2 separate regions of the Mus musculus genome follow, and region 2 is linked to region 1. The links are chromatin loops, found by intact Hi-C in ENCODE. Cell type or tissue: left cerebral cortex. All regions are shown on one strand. Each heading gives the region's core, and the rest is flanking DNA. Links, peaks and the distances in the headings are about the cores only. Region 1 has its middle 87 kb from the start of Gm41913. Region 2 holds the start of Agap1 (ArfGAP with GTPase domain, ankyrin repeat and PH domain 1).

Evidence for each region. A loop is a pair of places that touch in the nucleus more often than their neighbours do. Peaks named below come from ENCODE experiments on the same cell type or tissue, not always from the same donor. Only the 100,000 strongest peaks of a DNase experiment are listed, where the experiment ranks them.
Region 2: a loop joins it to region 1, with 2.1 times the contacts of the local background. A loop is called at or near these places in 2 of 42 quality-filtered maps.

What each region holds. Positions count from the first base shown.
Region 1 is chr1:89,296,144-89,306,085 of GRCm38, reverse strand. No RefSeq gene overlaps it. Among named protein-coding and RNA genes, the nearest start is that of Gm41913, 87 kb to the left of the region's middle. In left cerebral cortex, for the core only: no CTCF peak of the experiment used is centred there; DNase peaks (open chromatin) are centred at 3,418 and 3,988; H3K4me3 peaks cover 630 bases; H3K27ac peaks cover 1,014 bases.
Region 2 is chr1:89,447,048-89,456,989 of GRCm38, reverse strand. Agap1 (ArfGAP with GTPase domain, ankyrin repeat and PH domain 1) reads right to left here and starts at 2,179. Exons shown (of 18, transcript NM_178119.3): 1 at 1,398-2,179. The coding sequence starts at 1,560. In left cerebral cortex, for the core only: a CTCF peak has its summit at 6,006 (motif pointing left); DNase peaks (open chromatin) are centred at 1,392 and 2,281; H3K4me3 peaks cover 1,857 bases; H3K27ac peaks cover 1,682 bases.

The DNA.
Region 1 (9,942 bases), core at 821-8,820:
GTGTAGCCCCACCCCTTCAGCTTGGGACTTTGCTTTCTTCTCTGTAATTTTCTCATTTATAGCTCTTTGCTGCTGAGTTCTTTTTTTTTTTTTTTTTTTTTTTCGAAACAGGGTTTCTCTGTATAGCCCTGGCTGTCCTGGAACTCACTTTGTAGACCAGACCAGGCTGGCCTTGAACTCAGAAATCCGCCTGCCTCTGCCTCCCAAGTGCTGGGATCAAAGGGCTACTGAGCTCTTCATCTATGCAGTTCCCTAACAGAGTTGGAGGATTCCCAGCATGCTTTGCATGTGCACACCTGTCAGTGTTATCTGTAGTAACTGTCCTCCACCCACCTGGTCCACTATGTTCTTTTCTGAATACAAATCCTTATCTTAATATACTTATTCCTTTTTTATCAAGTTTGCCGTGTAATCTGTACCTTTATTTCAGAAGGATTTTCCTAACCCAATTCATCACACTATGCGACCTTTTCTTCTCCTGACTTCAGAGTTTTCCTGCCTCGTTTTGGTTTTTCATATGAACAGATGCCTCTCTTCCTGGTGTTGGGCTTAGGCATCTCTGTCGAATTTTTTCCATGTATAAAGTCAATTTTCCCAAGATCATTGGCAAGATACACCCTTCCACTGGCATGTGTCACTGTGTCACTAACAGGCATTGAGTTCCCATAGTGCCCTCTTTGAGAACTCGCTGTTCTGCCCGACTCATCTATTTGTCTGTTCCAGACTCAATGCCACATTCCCACGACCTTGAAGACAGACTTAATATGTGTTAATTCAAACCATCTGTTCCTTGTTTGTAAGATCAACTTAAGTATTAGTGGACTTTCATTTCACCATGAAGTTTTCAAATGAGTTACTCCATTTCTAAAAACAAACTGAAGTCTCACTGAGCTCCCGCCGAATTTATAGATCGGGTTGGGAATAGTTAACATCTTTGTGGCAGGAAACCGCCTCTCCCAACAGTCCGGGTCGTCTCTCCATCCATTCAAGCACATCTTCTGTTCTGTTTCTCCATCAGAAACCTTCAGATTACAGGCTCATCTGACTTGTGAGCACCCAAGCATGTGCTACCCTGGGAGTGCTTCTCACTGGCTTAGAACACGACATCCAAGGTCTGAGCAGGGATGTGGTGCAGGGTGGTGATCGCAGTGCTTTGGAAGCTGAGGCAGGAGGATGGAGAGGTCCAAGCCAGACTGGGTTGCATAGCAAGACCCTGTTGTTTTAAAACTGTCTATTTTGAAAAGGTCTCATAATAAACCTTTAGTGAACAGTATTTTTTGGCTCCAACACACTATGGAACCCATTGTGTACCTCAGGTAGACCATCTCATGGTAATGACCTCTTGTCCTTCCCCATTGAAATCTTAAGCCCTTTGTGCTGTTGACCACGGCATCCACCAATGCCAGTGAAATGGCCATTCTATCTCATGGCCCCCCATGGAATGGCTTTAGAGGGTTTCTGGCTGTCTCCAGATGTTTGTTACACAACAAGTCAAATAAGGGAAATCCCCCCTTTTTACTTTGCTAAGTATTTCTTCAAACATAGTAAACACTGCTGAGTACTTTCCCTCCGTCTGCTGAGACGTCTGTGTGCTATTTTCTTCCTTCATCTATTGTTCTCTGAGTTGTCTGAAGCTAATCCCACAACTATAGCTGTGTGCCTGACTGTGGTAGAACTCATTCTTTTTTTTTTTTATTTTATTTTTTATTAGATATTTTCTTTATATACATTTCAAATGCTATCCTGAAAGTTTCCTATACCCTCCCTCTACCCTGCTCCCCTACCCACCCACTCCTGCTTCTTAGCCCTGGCATTTCCCTGTACTGGGGCATATAAAGTTTGCAAGACCAGGGGGCCTCTTTTTCCAGTGATGGCCAACTAGGCCATCCTCTGCTATATATACAGCTAGAGACACGAGCTCTGGGGGTACTGGTTAGTTCATATTGTTGTTCCACCTATAGGGTTGCAGATCCCTGGTAGAACTCGTTCTTTCATAAAGTTTCAGACACGCATGGCTGTGGAACCACACTCCTATTAGCACTCAGGCGGCTAAGGTTGGAGGATATTAAGTTCAAGGATAGCCTGGGCTACATAGTAAGACCCCCCTTTTAAAAATGGTTTTTTTCTTCTTTCTGTAGGGGCTGGAGAGATGGCCAGAGGTCGAGTGTTTGCTCCTCCTGAGAGGAGTCCCATTTGGTTCCCAGCGCACACATGGAGTGGCTCACAATTGCCAGTGAGTCTAGCTCTAGGGGATCTTTACATCCACAAGTGGTATACACTGAGAGACACATAGATATGCACATAAATAAAAATAAAAGTTCCAAAATGGGGAGCACTCACATGATGCACAGACACATGTGCAGGAAAAATACCCCCCCCACACACACACACATAAATAAAATACAAATTAAAAGCAGGGCAAAGGTAATGTGGTCAGGTGTCCCAAGTCATTTTAGCTTACTTCCCTGGGTTAGTAGCATTGATCTTGACCTCAGAAATGTGCTTTGCAACCAGGATCAAATGCTTCAGAAATTCTGGTAGTAAAACAGGGGTACCTACCAAAAGCTGTGCCATTATCTCTCCGAGAACACCCAGAGATTATATTTGCAGTTGATGTGATCTTAAAAAGTGAAAGAGGAGAAACGGTGTGTAATGGGATCAGGAGTGCCCGTGCAAAATGTCATCACAGCTGTCCCCTCCCCGGCTCCCACCCTGTCAGGGTGCCCCCCCCTCCAACTCAGCTGCCGGAACCATCTGAATGAGTTTAATGATCCATTCCTCCAAGGGGCCTGCGAGTCTCCTTTGGCTACCACCGTCAGCTCATCGACTGGACTCATCAGCTGGAGGGATGGGAGACATTTGGTGCTACTCTTAACCCTGAACTCTGAATCATGGCGTTCCTCTCTGCGCAGCTTTAGGGGATGATGGAGAACCTGAGGGTGACTCAATCAAAGCTAGCAGACGCGCTGCAGATCCGGAGAAAGATCTCCTACAAACGTAAATGTAACCGAAAGCGGGATGCCATTTCTTCTTGTGGCGGGGCTCCCGTCAGGCCTGGTGTCAGATCCCCGGACCCCCACTTCTCACTAAGCTTTGCTGAGGAGCCTCCTGGGCACTGGGCTGCATGGCGGCCGAGTCGGCTGAACGCTGAATTGTCAAACTGTGTGTCTCACGGAAGACGCGGAAGACGCGTGTTTGCCGACCGTGGGAACAGCCTGTGCTTGGAGAAGCATCTTCCGCTTCCCATCTCTGTCTCAGGGACTTCAGGAGTCTCATCCGCCTCCCCTCCCTGGCAGGAAGCCTTCTTTAGTCTCATTTGTTCCTGATGTGGTTTCTGTGGTTTCCAAAGAGAGCAGAAATGCCCAGCCGTGCTGGTTTCCTCTTTTTCTACAAACCCACTATTATCTCCCTGGCGTTTTCCTTTGAAAATGATTTCTGGGTTGAGAAATGCTTGTGTGTGTGTGTCTGGAAGATGCAGCGTGACTCCTCTGCATCTCTCACACTGTCGGGCACCCTGAAATGTTGCTGTTTGCTTCGTGGGCATCATTTTGGCTGCCAACCTCTCTCTGGTGGGCGTAGACAATGTGTCTGCTCTCCGAGAAAGCTTCCCGCCCCCCACCCCCAGACTGAGGGTGGGGGCGGGGCATGGACTGGGCCCACAGCTAGGCAGGCATGGGGACAGAGGCCAGCTGTGACTGCTGACTGTCTGGGATAACACGTGTTCAGGACCTTGACTTCTTTCTTAACAGGAGCACCTCCAAGGCTCCTTTGAGTCTCAATGATTTTATTTCCTTCACACAACCATTGGCTTTACACATGGTAGGATGCCCCCCCTCCCAAACCCCCAGGTCCCGCCCCCTCCCCCCTTCCCCCCAAGAACTGTATTCCCTTTACAGAGTTCATGTGATAAGTCTTCATCTTATGCCATTTTCCAAGTGAGACATCAGGGCTTTGGGAAATGGTGAGTCAGAATGGTAGAACTCACTCAAACTCTTCTCTCAGGCACATTGTGACAGACCCAGAATAGGCCCCTGGATCACTCTCCAGTGTCACAGGAACCTTTCCTGATAGAACCTATCCTTTCCTCTCCAGAGGGAGTCTTTAGTTCTTCTGTGTACCTGAGCCATGGGGTGGGCCAGGTCTCTGAGCAGGCCAGGTCCAAACATGCATCTCTATACGTAGTTCCCAGGACATCATTGGAAAGGAGATAGGGGATTGACTAAACAAGCACAACTGTAGGACTGGGAAGCCATGAGGGAGTGGTAAGCTCTGGGTTCTGTCAGCAGAGCCCCAAGGTAGAGCCCTGTAGGTCACCTGCCCTGGCCTGAGTTCATGGGCCTCAGTGTGTCAGGTGTGGGGGAGGGTGGACTGGTGACTTTGAGGACTTCACCCAGGTTGTGGTGCCATCTGCCCCTTCGCGCGACCCCAGTACTGTCACATTTAAGACGTGGGTGTTTTGTTTCTCTTCTTTCATAACTGAAAAGGTGGCCTGAGATGTAGGCCCTGCACAATGATCTCTAGAAAGACTTTTCTAGCCTGGCGTGTGTACCCATCTGTTTCATCAAGAGCCATGCCATTGGCTGTGGAAGTAGAGAAGTGGCTGGAATTCTGTAGGGAGGAGAGTGGCGGGGGGCAGTAGAGTGAAGGGCAGGGAATGCCCACAGTGAAGCAACTGAGGGGAAATGTAATCCCCTGTAAGAGGCACTGCCAGGGAGGGCGTAACCCATACCTAACCCCGGTGGTGACACCGGGGGATTTACTGGAAGTTTTCTGCCACCACCAGCCTGGAAGGAGCACTGTACAACAGATCAGAGAGAAGAGTTGGGCTGGAGGGTGGATAGAGACAGGGGTGGGGGAGACAGGAGACTAGAGGGTCAAAGGTGGTCTGTGTCTGTGCTTTGTTAGGGTAGTCCCCAGAAAACGAATACAGCACCCATGAATGCCCTCTTCCTAAGGTGGCTTCCATGAAGACCTGGCCTAACCGTCTCTACCCCTAATAGGACACTTTCCTCCTTGACAATGGCCTGAACGTAGCCATTTACCTGGACAATAGGATGTAGCGAAAATGAAGGGATTCTATTGGCTAAGGCTGTGACATCCATGGTCGGCCATGTTTCATGCTGATTCTCCTGCACCCTTTGATGAAATACGCTACAGGCTGGGGGGGGGGGCGGGACCCAACAGAAGACTGCTGATAAATTCCACTGGCAGGAACTGCACAAACCCTGGTGTGTGGGTGGGTGTGTTAGAGGAAAGGGTGGCTCACAGACATCCTGCTTCCAATAACAGGATCTTCCTTCTTTGCGAAGCACCATAGTGACAGTTTGTATGAACCCTTGGACCAGAGCAGGGGTTCTTAAACCATGGTTCACAATACTTATATGGGGTTGGAGGCATAACTGAATGTGGAGTAGGGGACATTAGGAAAAAAATTTAGGCAACAGGAAAAGGTTACTGAGCATTTAATGACCAAAAAATGGTTCAAAATCAAATGTAAAATGAATCTGGGGTATTTTTGTCAGTGCTTACTCATGTTGTATCTTGTGAGTTTGCTTTAGCCTTGGTTCTGAGCATGCACAGGCCACCATCACACCATGTGGTCCTCGCTGCACATGGCATCACACCATGTGGTAAACACACACACACACACACACACACACACACACGATGTGTAAAACATCTCAGCTCACATGCATGGCCATCAGATGTTATGGGCTGCAGTGGTTTTACTGTCCATACACAGAGGCAGTTTAAGGAGGAAGGGTTTATTTTGCCTCAGAGTTTAAGGGAATCTAGTCCATCATGGTAGGGCAGGCATGGCGGCAGGAGAGTGAGGTGACTGGATTACATTGCAACTGAGTTAGTGAGCAGAAAGTGGGAAGTGAGGCCAAGCTACAAAGTCAAGCTACAACCCACTTCCTCTACTGAGACTACCCTCTAAAAGTTCCACAACCTTCCAAAAACAGTGCCACTATCAGGGGGCCAAGAATTTAAAGACATGTGCCTGTGAGAATCAGTTCACATTCAAACCATGAGGGCTCTTGTATGGCTGGAGAAGTCTGGGTGTGGGCCAGCTTCACAGCCTATGAAACCTGTTCATAGCGTGCTGGTCTCATCTCTCTCATCTCATCTCTCAGGCTCTGCCTGGCACCACCACAGAGCTTCCTGTCTAACTGCCTTGGGCATTGTTAGGACAATGAGTTTTGTTGTTATCTGCTTGTGTGTGTGTGTGTGTGTGTGTGTGTGTGTGTGTGTGTTGGGAGGCAGAGGGTGAGTTGTCCAGGCAGAGCTAAGAAGAACTGACATGGTTGGTGGAAAGTATGTAGGCTTAGGACTCATACCTTGGAGACAGTGGCCAGTGTTAGAGACATAGATGGTATAGAGACGCAACTATACAAACACAGAGCAGAAGAATGGAGATGTGATCTCTACAGATACACAGGCAGGTGTGGAGGTATAGGAGAGAGCATCAACAGCCCACAGGGCTTGCACATTCGGCTCTTGCCTTCAGGAGTGTGGATGCGGCACTGGAAGGTGAGCTGAGTATCTAGTGAGGTGATGCCAACCTTGCGTGTCCAGGGACTCCATGTTGAGAACTTCTGCTTAGAATCTGTTGACCTAGAACTGACAGCTCAATGCTGATCTTTCATTCATTGGCTAGGAGAGTGGAACAGTGTTACTTCAGTTCCCTCATCTATAAAACTGGCACCCAAAAGCACCCTCCTCCGAGAGAGGACACAGAGAACTGAGGCTTGTTTGTCTCACCACTTTGGTTTCTCTGGGGCTAAGTCCTTAGGGCAGGGTCAGCCCTGGGGACTTCACAGGGCACACAGGAAAAAAAATGATAGGGTACTGAGCAAGTGTGAGCTAATCTGTTACTCTCACACACAAAGCTAGACCAAAGAAAGAACTCTGCTCAGTCCCCTTCTGATTATCATCCCTAGAAGTCACTCCGTCTATTAAGACAGGGTTATTTTGAGTTTGTGTTTTAAATTACACACCTTCAATGGCTCCCAGGCCTCAGACCTGTGCAGTTAAAATGGAGTAAGCAGAAAAATGCCCTTGTCAGGATCACTGTCAACGTCAGACACAGCATCCTTAAACGTCTTCTGACAGAAGTGTGCTATATGCAAAGATGTGCAGGTTTTGAAAGCGCTGGTTACCAAGGAACTGTCCCATTTCAAATCCAGAATGAGTGGTGTGATGTCTTGTATTGTGCTCTTGTATTCTCCTTCCATAGAAGAAATTACCCAGTAAACCTCCTGTGCGCGTCCCTCTGCACTACCCAGTCGACAATATGATATTCTGGACTCGGATTTATGCTGGGAGGAGAGCTGTGTGTTTTGGATGAGTGTAATGACACCTTTGAACTTCACCTATGGGTTTTCTCTCACACTACACCCCAGGCTGAGTCTGTGGTGGGAACTGAGGCTCCACAATGGGGATTGGGGTGAATGGGGCCTCACACCATGGGACTGGGCTGCCTTATGACCAGGGAACTCGGAAAGATGCCCAAAGAATGTGGCACAACAGACAGGCATCCTCCAGGGATGCATCCAAGGGCCCCTGAGTGCCTGGAAGCTTCTGCAGGGAGCAAGTGTGCACTGTGTGCCAGGAACAGGCAGTCTTGACACTGCTTGACCTTTTCCTTCTATTTGGCATCTGATCACCATGCCAACCACCTTCACTTTGCAGGGATTGTGTTTAAAATGTCCCACAGGCGCCTGTACTTGAATACTTGATCCAGCTAGTGATGCTATTGTTTAGCCTTGGCCTCACCGGAGGAGGTTGAGTCAGGAGGAGCAGGTCTTGGAGGTGGTAGCTGCCTCTGGTTTTGATCATCCTGGCCAGCAGTAGTGTGAGAAGTCTGTTGTACACTCCAGCCACCATACTTTCTCAGCCACGATGGACTGAAGCTCCCCTGGGAACCAATCGCTCAAAGAAACCTTTCCTTCCCACCGTGGCTCCTGTCAGATACTTGGTCACAGGGAAGTAGACATACTAAGAGGCCACACATAACTCCCAACCATCATCGTCTGCATGCATGAACATGTTACTGCAAACATAGCTCCGTGCTTGTGAGGCACTAATTCATTCCAGCGTTCTTACATCCTCGGTTGCTCCTGCTGCCTTGACTGCTGCAAAGCTTGCTCATCCCCCACTGCCTTGGATGCGTCGCCCCTCTTCCTTGTCTTCCATCATGGAATATCATGAGTGAGAGAAAATAGACCTTGAGTGTGAACCATGGCTTTGCCCTTTCCTGGCAGCATGGCTGCAAGGAGTTAGTTCACCTCGTTGCGCCTCGATCCCCATCTGTAAAAGAGAAGCGACAGGAGCTTTGAGAAGGCTGCTGTAGAGGTGAAGGCTCAGCACGCCAGTGCTTAGAACACCACGTGGACACACAGAGAACACACGGGTGTTTGATCTGTGACCCCCATGAATGAATTAATAAGATGTGTCCCATGCGTGGGTTGAAATCCTTTGACACTGTGTGCTTAGTATTCAACTCTTTTCTAACCAATTTCTGTGAATTTTATAATATAAATATTTCTGAGAACATTTAATCTCAGTTCATCTGGACATATATTTTAAACATTTTTATTACCAAACCTTTTGAATGTTTATTTCATGATTTTTCCCCTATTACTTGAAAGCTCCTAAATTAACCCTACCTCCAAATTCTAATGCCCAATTCAATTTTAAGACTTGACTTGATTCACTATTATAACTATACTTTAGCATGTGGTGTTTTATTTTCCACACCTTACAAATCATTTGACTGTTGAATTATTTAGTTTCTTTGTTTTGTAACTATTAATGGAAAGGGAGCTTAAAAATCTGGCCTTTCTCCAGCTTTACAATAGATGACAGGTATGAGAACTTGTTTTATTGGGGCCATAAATACAGAGGGACACATTTCTGCCTTAACATGTATTGAGAAACTCTTTATGAACCCGTGAAAAAATACAATCCCCGCCACCACTAAATTCTACTTTGCATGTTGAAAAGGGCTTCATGGCTTACAAAGACCCTGTCCATCTTCTGGGATTTTCCAGACAGCAATGGGAGTGGCCATGACTACCTGCACTGGGACAACGGTGAGTGATGTCCTGTAGCAGCTGCTCTTCTGTCCCTGTCCCTTGTGTACTCCTCACTGCAGCTCTGTACAGGGGTGATAATCACACAGCAGCCCTGAGGGGTCTCTAGTGGCACTTTCTGCTGTAGGGGGCAGGGTAGACCATGGCCTAATAGGGGCTGGCGTCCCAGTCTCCTGGCCAGCTGCAGACCAGTTGGGTGTGCAATTTCTGCTGCTAGCCTAATGTCCTTCACCTGTGACTCCTATAGTCCCTTCTTTTAAGACGATGGGTTTCTCCCATATCTGACCCTGTGTTTTTGGTTTTTTTTTTTTAAGTTTTATTTTATTTTATTTTTTGGTTTTTTTGAGACAGGGTTTCTCTGTATAGTCCTGGCTGTCCTGGAACTCACTTTGTAGACCAGACTGGCCTCAAACTCAGAAATCTGCCTGCCTCTGCCTCCCAAGTGCTGGGATTAATGGCATGTGCCACCACTCCTGGCTTTAGTTTTATTTTTTATTTTACTTTATGTATATGAATGTTTTGACTGCATTTAAGTCTGTTCCACGTGTGTGCTTGGAGATCAGAGGAATGTGTTAGATCCCTTGGAACTGGAGTTACAGGTGGTTGTGAGCCCCTGAGTGCTAAAAACTGAACCTGGGACCTCTGAAAGAGCAGCCAGTGCTCTTCAGCATAGCTCTCTTCCCACATCTTCTGATGCCATGTCTGTCTTCCTTCTGGCCCTGTTGTGTTTCTCCACCTCATGGGTCTTTTTGTGCTAGATCTTGTCATATTTCTCTTTCTTTGTTTTAAGCCAACCACACCAAAGACCTGCCTTCTAAAAGTATTGTTTGTTATTATTATTATT
Region 2 (9,942 bases), core at 1,164-9,163, 150 kb before region 1:
CATCAGGATGGAGCTTGCTTGGACCCTCCCCTAGAACTACAATATATCCGGTGGATAGTCAGTCAGTCTTCCAGCCTGCCTGGGACGTGGTTCAAGTACATGAGGCTGCCAAATGCCAAGAGGATCAGCAACAGAGCCTCCACCATCTCTATCCAAGCAGCCAAGTTTTAAACCCAAATACTTCAGGGTTAGAAGTTCAGAACACACGGGAGCCAAGCTTTCTTAGGGGCAGAGGCCGTCTCACAACAGGGGGAGGAGTCGGGGGAGGAGCCCAGGGCAGTACCTGCACCTGTTTTTGAACACACTCCTGCTAGACTTGGAAGGTTCCCATGGCTCTCAACAGAGGACTCACTAGCCTTTGGCAGGCGCAGTATTACACTAGGACAAGCCACCTGCAGGCCTTTTACTGTCACTGGCCAACAGCAACTCAAGAGGATAGACTGCTAATCCACTGGCTGATCTATGACACATTACCCATTTAGATGCCACCTGCTCCCCCAGGTAAATGATGGCAGGCCCGAAGAAACAACCCAAGGAAACAGGTCAGGCACCTAGTAGGAGAGAAACGGGAGCCATGGGTAGTCCAAAGAGAGCACAAGCCAGGGCAAAGCCACCGGCTCCATCCTCCCCTGCAGGGATACTGCCTTGCCTGACACTGGGGGCTCAAAACAGTGTTCTGTGCAAACACAGGCTTACAGGCAGCAAGATCATCCACTTTTCCGCCCCTTGGGTGGCTCCCAAGTAGCCGACGGATTAAAGTGCCCCTTTCAGCAAGACAGTATCAAGGTGTCCTGCCTCCCAAGAAGGGTTATAATTTGCCTCAGGATTTTAGTACAAAACGGCCAGCGTTTGTACAACGCCAGTCCGATCAGCACTGGGGCATGATACTGCCTGGGTCCCATTGGCTTCCTACATGTGCCACCTCCCCTGTATCCGCGAACTGGAGGGGGGGGGGGGTAGCCAGCCATGAAGCAACTGAATAAGCTGGCCGGAACAGCATCCCCAGCAGCAGCGCTTCTCAAAACACATCTTCAACGTCCACGAAAGACACTCAGGCCGGGCCTGATAACCTGTCAGGGATCCAGTGGCGCCATCCCAAGCAGCTGCCCCCAGGCGTCTGCTGGGCCCGGACGGGGCTTGCGGGCCGCCCCGGACGTAGCAGCACCGTGCCACTTTCTCACAGGAGAGACTCCATTGTCCATTATCAAATGAACGCTGACAACCCATCTTCCCTGGCTGACTGGCCGGCCTTGCGGGACAAGAGGCACCGCAGTGCTCTCTCCGCCGGGCAGCCGCGTGTGTACACACGCAAGCACACACGCGCGCACACACCCCGCCGCGCCAGGGGCGCCCGCTCCCCCGCGCTTTCCAGAAGCCCCGGGCGGCCTGGCCCTCACCTTCGATGGCGATGACGTGCTCCCGAATCTGGTTCTGCAGCACCGGCTCCTCCACGCGCTCCAGCAGCTCGTAGATGGAGTAGATGTTGGGGTGGACCGACTCGAAGCGCTGGATCTCGGCCCGGATGGCAGCCGAGTTGGCCAGCTGCTGCTGGTAGTTCATGGTGCAGGCGCGGCGCCCAAAGCCGCGCGCCCCCCGTCGTCGCCGCCCCGCGCCCCGGAGCCCCGCGGGCCACCGAGACCCGGGGCGCCGCAGCCCCCGGGGAGCACGGAGCCGAGGAGGCGCAAAAAAAAAAAAAAAGAAAGAAAGAAAGAAAGAAAGAAAGAAAGAAAAGAAAAGAAAAAGAAAAAGAAAAAGAAAAGAACGCTGAGGATGAAGCAGTAGAGGGGCTCAGTTCATAGCAGGGACCAGCGTCCCGGGTCAGCGGGCCGTCCGGGAAGACCGCGGCGCCATGGAGCGCGGCCGGCCGCGGAGGAGGCTCGCTCGGGCGCCTTCCCGCGCCGCAGCCGCCCGCACCCCTACACGCCGGCCGGCCGAGCAGCCATTAAAGCGCAGGCAGCACGGCGCTGCGAGCGCCGGGGCCGAGGCCCCCGGGCAGTGGCCGCTCTGCTCCGGGCGCACGGCTGCGGCTGGGTCCGCGCGCTTGTGAGTGCCGCGCTACCGCGCGGGCCGGGGCCCTCAGCTGCCCTGCGCCGTCCGCCAAGCCGGGACCGAGCTGTAGGCGCCTTGCCAGCCGCGGAGACCGCTCCGAGCGCCGCCCGCCGCTGCCCGGCCAGCCCCCTCCCTGGCACGCAGGGCTCTGGCCCACGTCGGCCCCGCCCCCGCCTGCGCTCGCCGCCCTCCGGCCGCCGCTGCGTCCTCGGCGGCGCTTCCCAGCGCGCCGGATCCCGGGGAATTGCGCCAGACCCCGCCCCGCGCTGCCTCTGGGCTTGCTGGGACTTGTAGTCCATCACGCCGGCCGGCCCGCGCGCGTGGGGTGCGCTGTGCGATCGCGTCGCAGCGCACTGGGCGGGCCCCGCGGGACGTCCGGATGCCGCTACAGCCCGCGGATCTGCGAGCTGAGAGCCCTGGTCCCTCTCGGTTATCCCTACTGCCCCGTGCCAGCCCCCGCGCCTCTGTACGGGGAAGGTGGCGCACGAGCCCGCCCGCCCGCCCGCGCTTTTGTTTGTTTGCCAGTTGAGCGCTTAAGGAACCTCTGCGACGCGCGGGGTCCCCTCCCCCCGTCTGGCAACTTTCTGCCTCCTTTCTAAACCCAGCAGGATAGTTACTTCCCTTCCCATGGGATACACGGGAGTCCAACGCTTCATCAATAAACTAAACCTGAGGCTGGGGTGGTAGGTGAGACGGAATTCCACGGGGGCTTCTAGGCTTTTCCACGAAAATGTTGCACAACTGAGTTGTAACCTCCACGCCGCAGCCCTCCGAGCGCCCGACACTAACCCCACTTTAGCCCAGTCCAGGAGCCCATGAAGCTAGACCGCACTGCAGCTGAGAGCTCATGCCAACGACTCCAAATGAATTAGATTGTTGTAGATTTCCAAGGATCCAGGACGAGTCCGAGGCCGTAAAGGTCCTGGGTCTATGCACTGTCTCACCATGCAGGGGTGTTTTATAAACAGCCCACATTCCTGATTCAAATGCCCTGGGCTTTACCTGGTTCAAATGCAAGCTAATGGGCAGCCCAGGGCCCCAGGCAGCCTAGCTCTTGGTTCTTGGAACTCTTCCGAGTTCCAGTGTTCCTCAAGCCAGTGTACTGTTCAGCCTTCCTTGTCCCTAACACAGCAGAGGCCCTGGCTTGTTCTGTGCCTTGCCTCTATCTTCGTCCTTAGCAGAAACACTAATAGAGATGCTGGCATGTGGGTTCATTCTACTGTTCGTCCCTACTCCACCTTGAAACCCCAACTCTTTGTGAAATAGTTCCAGGACTCCCCTGCTTCACATCTGGCTTCTCAATCTCTTTGGGGGTTCCTTTGTACTTCTCTAAGGTTTAAATATGGATGATGCTGGGAGTCAACCTTAGACCTGTTTTATTTGCCTCTCTTATGCCTTTGAATATCATATAGAGGTTGATGACACTAAATTTTCTGTCCCAGACCTATCCACCTGTCCCCTCCTCATCACATCCAACTTTTGGATTGAACATGACTTTTCTCCTGTTGGACATCCTGTAGTCTCAGCACTTAAGAGACTAAAACCAGAGGATTGCTGTGGACCCAAGGTGAGACTCTGCTTTAAAAATATAATAACAAAATAAAAATCAGACATCTTCCCCATACCTGTGAACCTCTTCCCACCCCAGTCCGAGGCAGTACAGACCTTTGTTCACTAATTTGAAAATGCAGTGTGTGGTCTTTTCTTCCCTTGTTCTCTTAGATCCCAGAATGTCAGCTCTGCCTTTGGACGGAGCCAGAATCTTCTCGCTTTCTGTCATCCTGCTGAGGCTTCATTATGTAGTCTCGGATTAGTGAATGAGACCTAACCTAGGCATCTTCCCTTTTCCTGTTTCCTCATTGACCAGTCTCAAGAAAGTAGTTCTAGTGAGCCTCTAGGCCATGGCTCTCCTCTGGTCACAGCTCTCCCTCCAACGCCACCCATCCTCCCTGGCTCCCCCAGCCCTCCTGGCTTGCATGCATACCACAAGCTGGGTAGAGTCTCCATTTCCACAGCTTGTGTTTGTTTTTATTTTGAGATTTACATATCTCTGGCTACTCTCAAACTTGCTGTTTAGCCAAGGTTGACCTTGAATTCTGATCTTCTTTCCTCATCTGAGCTGCATCTCCAGTGTGCATTATCCTACTAAGCTTGTCAATTGGTCTACCACAATCCCAAGGGACTGATTAGAAGACACAAGACTCCATTATTCATAGCAACAACAGTGGACAGAGTAGTGGTGGTTTTATATGCCCATGAACTGACTTCCAAGTCACACAGGGTTGTATCAGGGGCCAGGTGACACAGGGTGGCTCTGTATGAGCAAAACCCTGGCCATAAGAGTCCATGTCCTTCAGAGAAGAGCAGAGACGACCCATGTCAGAAGAGACGGAACTCTGGGCTTCAGGACCGACCCTCTTCTCAGGAGCACTAGCCACTATGTCAGAGCACCAGAGACCACACAGCTCAAACAGCAGAAGTGTAAGATCCAGGTGTCAGCGAGGTTGGCTTCTCCTGTGGGCCCCTCCCCAATTCGGAGACAAGCGTTTTACCCCTGCGTCCTTGCCCAGTGTCCTCTACGTCTACACTCTAATCTCTTCATTGAATGACATCAGTCCTGTTGGATCAGGGCCAGCCCTGTTGACCTCATCGTCACTTGGATGCCTCTTTAGAGAGTCAATCTCTTAATGTGTCCCGTTTGAGGGTCATGGAACTTAGAGGTTCATGGGTGTCCAAGGGACACAATTCACCCTCTCACTAGACCACCTCTGCTTCCACTCTGTCCTATCCTCTCCAGGCACCCTGACCTCCTTGATGTGCTCTGAGAACACCTGGTGACAGGAGCATCTTCCCCCAAAACCTTCACCAGCCTCATCGTTTCCTGTATGTATTCACTGTAAAACCACCCTCTCAGGAGACCTTCCCTGATACCCTGTGCAAAGTGGCATCCCAGTTCACCAATACTAGTGCCTCACCTCCTTGTGGGTAAAAAGAGCACTAGTTTCTAAGGATGTCTCAGCTGTCTTATAAGTTCTAGAAGGGACAGAGCTCTGTCAACATGCTTTTGACTTCTGACCTTTAGAACCGTGGGATCATCGCCTTGGACTATTGTTTTATAGTTGTAAAGGGTACCAGTACACTGGCTCAATTTTCTTCTTTCCACATATCCCACCTAACTCACAACTCTTTACTTGCTTAACTCGGGTGTAAGGTTCCTGAAGGCTACAATTCCATCTGTTTTATCTGCCATCCCATCCTCAGGCCCTGGAGCAGTGCCCAATAGAGAGTAGGTGTCCAAGAAATGGTTTCCCCATTAAATTTCATTGGTCATGAAGACAGGCTTCTTCAGTGCTGCTGTCAGGGTCCACTCATCATGTCCAGCACATAGTAGGTGCTGGATAAAGCTCTCTTATCAACACTACCCCGGAAATATTCATTCGGCTCTTACTGACTCCTCTCCAGTAAATACAGCCAAACACTCTGATTATTTCTCATGCAATGGTCCTTCCAGACATTTAAAGCAGTAATTGAAAGTCCATTGATGAGAGGTACTCTTAGTCTCGTGAGATGTGATGACTCTCAAACTGGTCACCAGAAGTCTCCAAAGTTGGCACTGGAGAGATGGCTTGGCAATTAGAAGTACATACTGCTTTTGAAGAAGACCCAAGTTCAGTTCCCAGCATCCAGTCTAGACAACTCACAACTATCTGTAACTCTAGTTCCAGGACATCTGACACCATTTTCTGCCCCCTGTGAGCTCCTATACCCACAAGCACACAATTTTAAAACAATAATAAATATCTGGAACTTAAAACAAACAAACGAACAAGGAAGGAGGCTAGAGAGACCACTTAGTGGTTAAGAGCACTGACTGTTCTTTTAGAAGTCCTTGGTTCAATTTCCAGCAATCACATGGTGACTCACAACCATCTGTAATGGGATCTGATGCCCTCTTCTGGTGTGTCTGAAGAAAGTGACAGTGTACTCGCATACATAAAATAAAAAAAAATTTTCTTTAAAAAAAAGAGCAAGGAAAGAAGGGAGGAAGGAAAGCAAGAAGAAACAGGATTGTTTGGGTTTACAATTCAAGCATATGGCCCATCATAGCAAGGGAGGCAAGGTAGCAGAAGCGTGAGCCAGCTGGTCCCATTGAGTCCACAGGAAAAAGAAAAGAGGATCTGGTATCCAAGCTGGATTTCTCCTTTTCAGTTAATCTGGGCCCCAAGCCCATTGAATGATGTTATCTACATGTAGACTAGGCCTACCTACCTTGACCCAATCTAGAAACTCCCTCACAAATGTGCCCATAGATTTGCCCGCCGAGTGAGTCTCTAGATCCAATCCAGCTGACATAACCTTTGTTGTCCAAAGCTTAGCTAATATGAATTGTGACATCTATAAGAACAGCATTATGGCCATGCTTTAAACGGCAAGATGTTCCGTTGAACACAGCGCCATAGCCCTTCCTCCTAAACTATCTGTGAGGCACGTCTGAGAAATGCAGGCAGCCTCTTGTGTCAGGGGACTTGACTGTGCTATATCCGCTTCCCTGCACTCACTTGACCTGGTTTGGTTCAACTCCTTTTCACGCTCAGCTCAAGACTGGTGAGACTCCCATCTGACTGTGTGTGGCTGTCATGTGAGCCTGGCACTCAGCACAGGCCATAGGTCTCCATGCCGGGTAATGGGAAGTGTCTTACAGAAGTTCCTGATGGCCCTGGGGGAGAGGTCACAAGAGGAGGGGCAGGAGGGAGAGTCCAGAGAGCACAGCAGAGAGTTTATTCTCAGGATTTTGCTACCATCTGATGAAATGACGTCACAGGGGAGAGCAAAGCACTCTATGTTCCTGCTTGGTACTTGACCCAAGCCTGTGTAGTTGGTACCAGATGCCACAGAACTGACACAGACCTCAGCAGCACCACTCTGGGCATTTGATTTGCTGTCTCCCTTCTGGATCCGCCGATGTAGTTAGTCTAGGCTCTTCCCACAAAGCGTTGCTCAGAGCCAAGGGGCTCCGGAGCCTTTATTTTCTTAACTAGAAAAGACAGGTCACAAGGACAACATTCAGGAGAAGGAGTGGTGATCAGTGATCGTCACCCTGAACCTTACTCTGACAACTGGCTGGGGCAGGATTTGAGCCCATAACTGTTTTACTCCATGCTTTGATGAGAGCTGGCAACCATGTTTTCTCAACCCCTTCAACCAGAGGGCACAGTCAAAGCTTTCATGTGAGATGTGTAGGCTTGGAAACATTCATGTTCAGAGCCTGGCAGTCTCTTCTCTCCTTCTCCCTCTACTGAATCTACTTTCTTATTCTCTCTCCAGCCTCCCCTTGGCCACCATGATGTGAAGAGATTCGTAATACCTAGAGAGAGCTTGTGTAAATATGAGCCTCTCTAGATGGTTCTGCCTGCTCAGCTTCAAGTCTTTCTATTGATACCCACATGCCATGGGGACAAGCCATCCTGTCTGAGCCTCCTGTGAATTCCTAACACAGGAACTCAGAGATAGTAAGTGCTGGTCAGAGGCTAACATTGCTTTAGAGACCCAATAATCTGATCTCACTTTTTATCGTTGTTGAGATAGATCTCCAAAGGTAGCCCAGGCTAACTTCAAACTCTGGATCCTCCTGTCTCCACCTCCCGAACTATTAGTGCTGGGATTATGCATTTGTACCACTGTACCCGGGTAATCCGTTCTTAATTTAGACATACTTCCAGGATCCCTGGAATATTCCCATAGCAGAATCGTGCTATGTATGTGACTGTACTTGCAAATGCGTGTCATCTCCGAGTGTCCCCATTTATCAAGCTTTGCATGTTGTTCAGGTCTCTGGAATGCCCAACCCCCTTGCACTTGGCTTGTCATCTCCAGGTAGTCCTTGTTTGAGGGTCATGGCTCACCTGGAACCTCATTACCAGCTCGCTCTTGCTTCCCCAGACTTGGCGAGGTAAGCACATGTCTGTAGAAGTATGGCACAAGCTCTCAAATCAAAATCAACATGTCATCAGGCTACTGGTCCTTTTGAGAGTCTGGTGGGATCTCTGCTTTTCAAGGTTATGGAGTGCCTTGGCTTGTGGCTTTCGTCTGCCCTGTTCAAAGCCAGCAAAGGTGACAAAACTCTTCCTTATTCTGTCACACCAGAGCCTTCCTTCTCCTCCATTCCCACTTCTCTAGGACCCTTGGGATTGGACTAAGCCCAGGAGGATGATTCAGCCTCAGCTCACCTCTTCAAGGTCATCTGGATTAGCACTTTTAATTCCACCTGCCACCTAGAGTCTCCTTTGCCACCTCATAACACAAGCCCAGACTCCAGAGGAGCTGGGCTAGGGCTTCTCTGGAGAGTGGGCACACTATTCTGTCTATAACACTTTAATAAACTTGCCACTGACTGTCTGTTACAGATCTTGGATTTATCGGTCATAGCTGGAGTCGCATTAGAACTCAAGAAAACACATAACCAGGCTGGCAGATTTGTCTTCGAGCTGGCTATGATGGCCTCTGTGGGGGTCTCTCCAGCATTGTGTGGTCCGGTGGTTTAATTGCCACTAACTTGTGGCCCAATGGGTTAACCACCACTAACTTGTTCAGAATCTCACTCTAAGGTCTTGTGTGATAGGAACACATACATAGGTGGACACAATTAGTTCTTGGTGATTCTATGTCACTATTATTTTATTTTATTACTGTTGTATATGTGCGTGGTATGGGATGAGGGGCATGCATGAGCCACGATGCAAGCATGACACAGGGTAGAGGTCAGAGGGTGACTGTGTGGTTTGTACTCCCTCCTCCTTCTGCCTTCTCTTTGTGGGCTCCAGGCATTGAGCTCAGGCCACCAAGCTCCCTCAGTGAGCACTTTGCCTGAAGTGCCATTTCACCAAGCCTGACTTTATTTTATTTTTCAGTTTTTTGAGATGAGGTCTCATGTGGCCCTGGCTGGCCTTGAATTTGTTGTGTAGCAGAGGTTGACCTTGAACTTCCCCTGCCTCAAACTCCAAGTGCTGTGACTTCAGGCACACACGGCCACTCCTAACTTGCACGTCTTACCTCATTTGCGCTGATATTTTTAGGTCCATGCTTATTTTTAAGGACACAAAGACTGCCTTCCTGCCATGTAAACAACAGGCAGCTTACTGTTTAGCTTAAGGTCACCTCTTAAAAGATTTTTCACGTTAACTGAATATCTGTAAGATTAACTTAATGGGCTACTTACTGTTGAGCATCTGTAATCCAAAAACTCTGGGGTGGAAAGTCTCCAAAATCCTAAACTCTATGAGCACCACCACGGTGTCACAAGAGGAAACTTCCACACCACAAAGCTTGGTTTCAGGCCCAAAACCATTAAACATATCACAGGGCTGCTGAGATGTTTTGGTCAGTAGAAGTCCTCACTGGCAGGCATGACACACTAAGCATTAAATCGCAGAGCCCACATGGTAGTGGGAAAGAGCTTACTCCACATCAAAGCTAGGGTGTGCTTGCCTCTGAAAGAGTCGGGCTCTTCTCCCTCCCCCGCCCCCTCTCTCTCTCTCACACACACACATACAGAGAGCATAAAATATAAATATATAAATATATATCTTAAATGACACAATTTAAAAATAAAACAAATATCATTTTAAAGTTACCTTCAAGCCATAATAGGTTATTGTGAAACGCTGTCTTCCATGTACAGCTATGATCACCCACAGGAGACCTTTACAAGATTCTGTTGCCATCCATCAGAGAAGGAAGGAGTGGGATGGGTCATTAGACCCTCACCTCCAATTCCAGTGTCTCTCTCCCTTCTGCATCCCTGACCCAGGTAAGGGTGACTGAAGGGGACTCCATCCATGCAGCTTCCTGGTGGCCATCACCCATGCAGGGATGTGATGGAACTTTCAGGGTTGT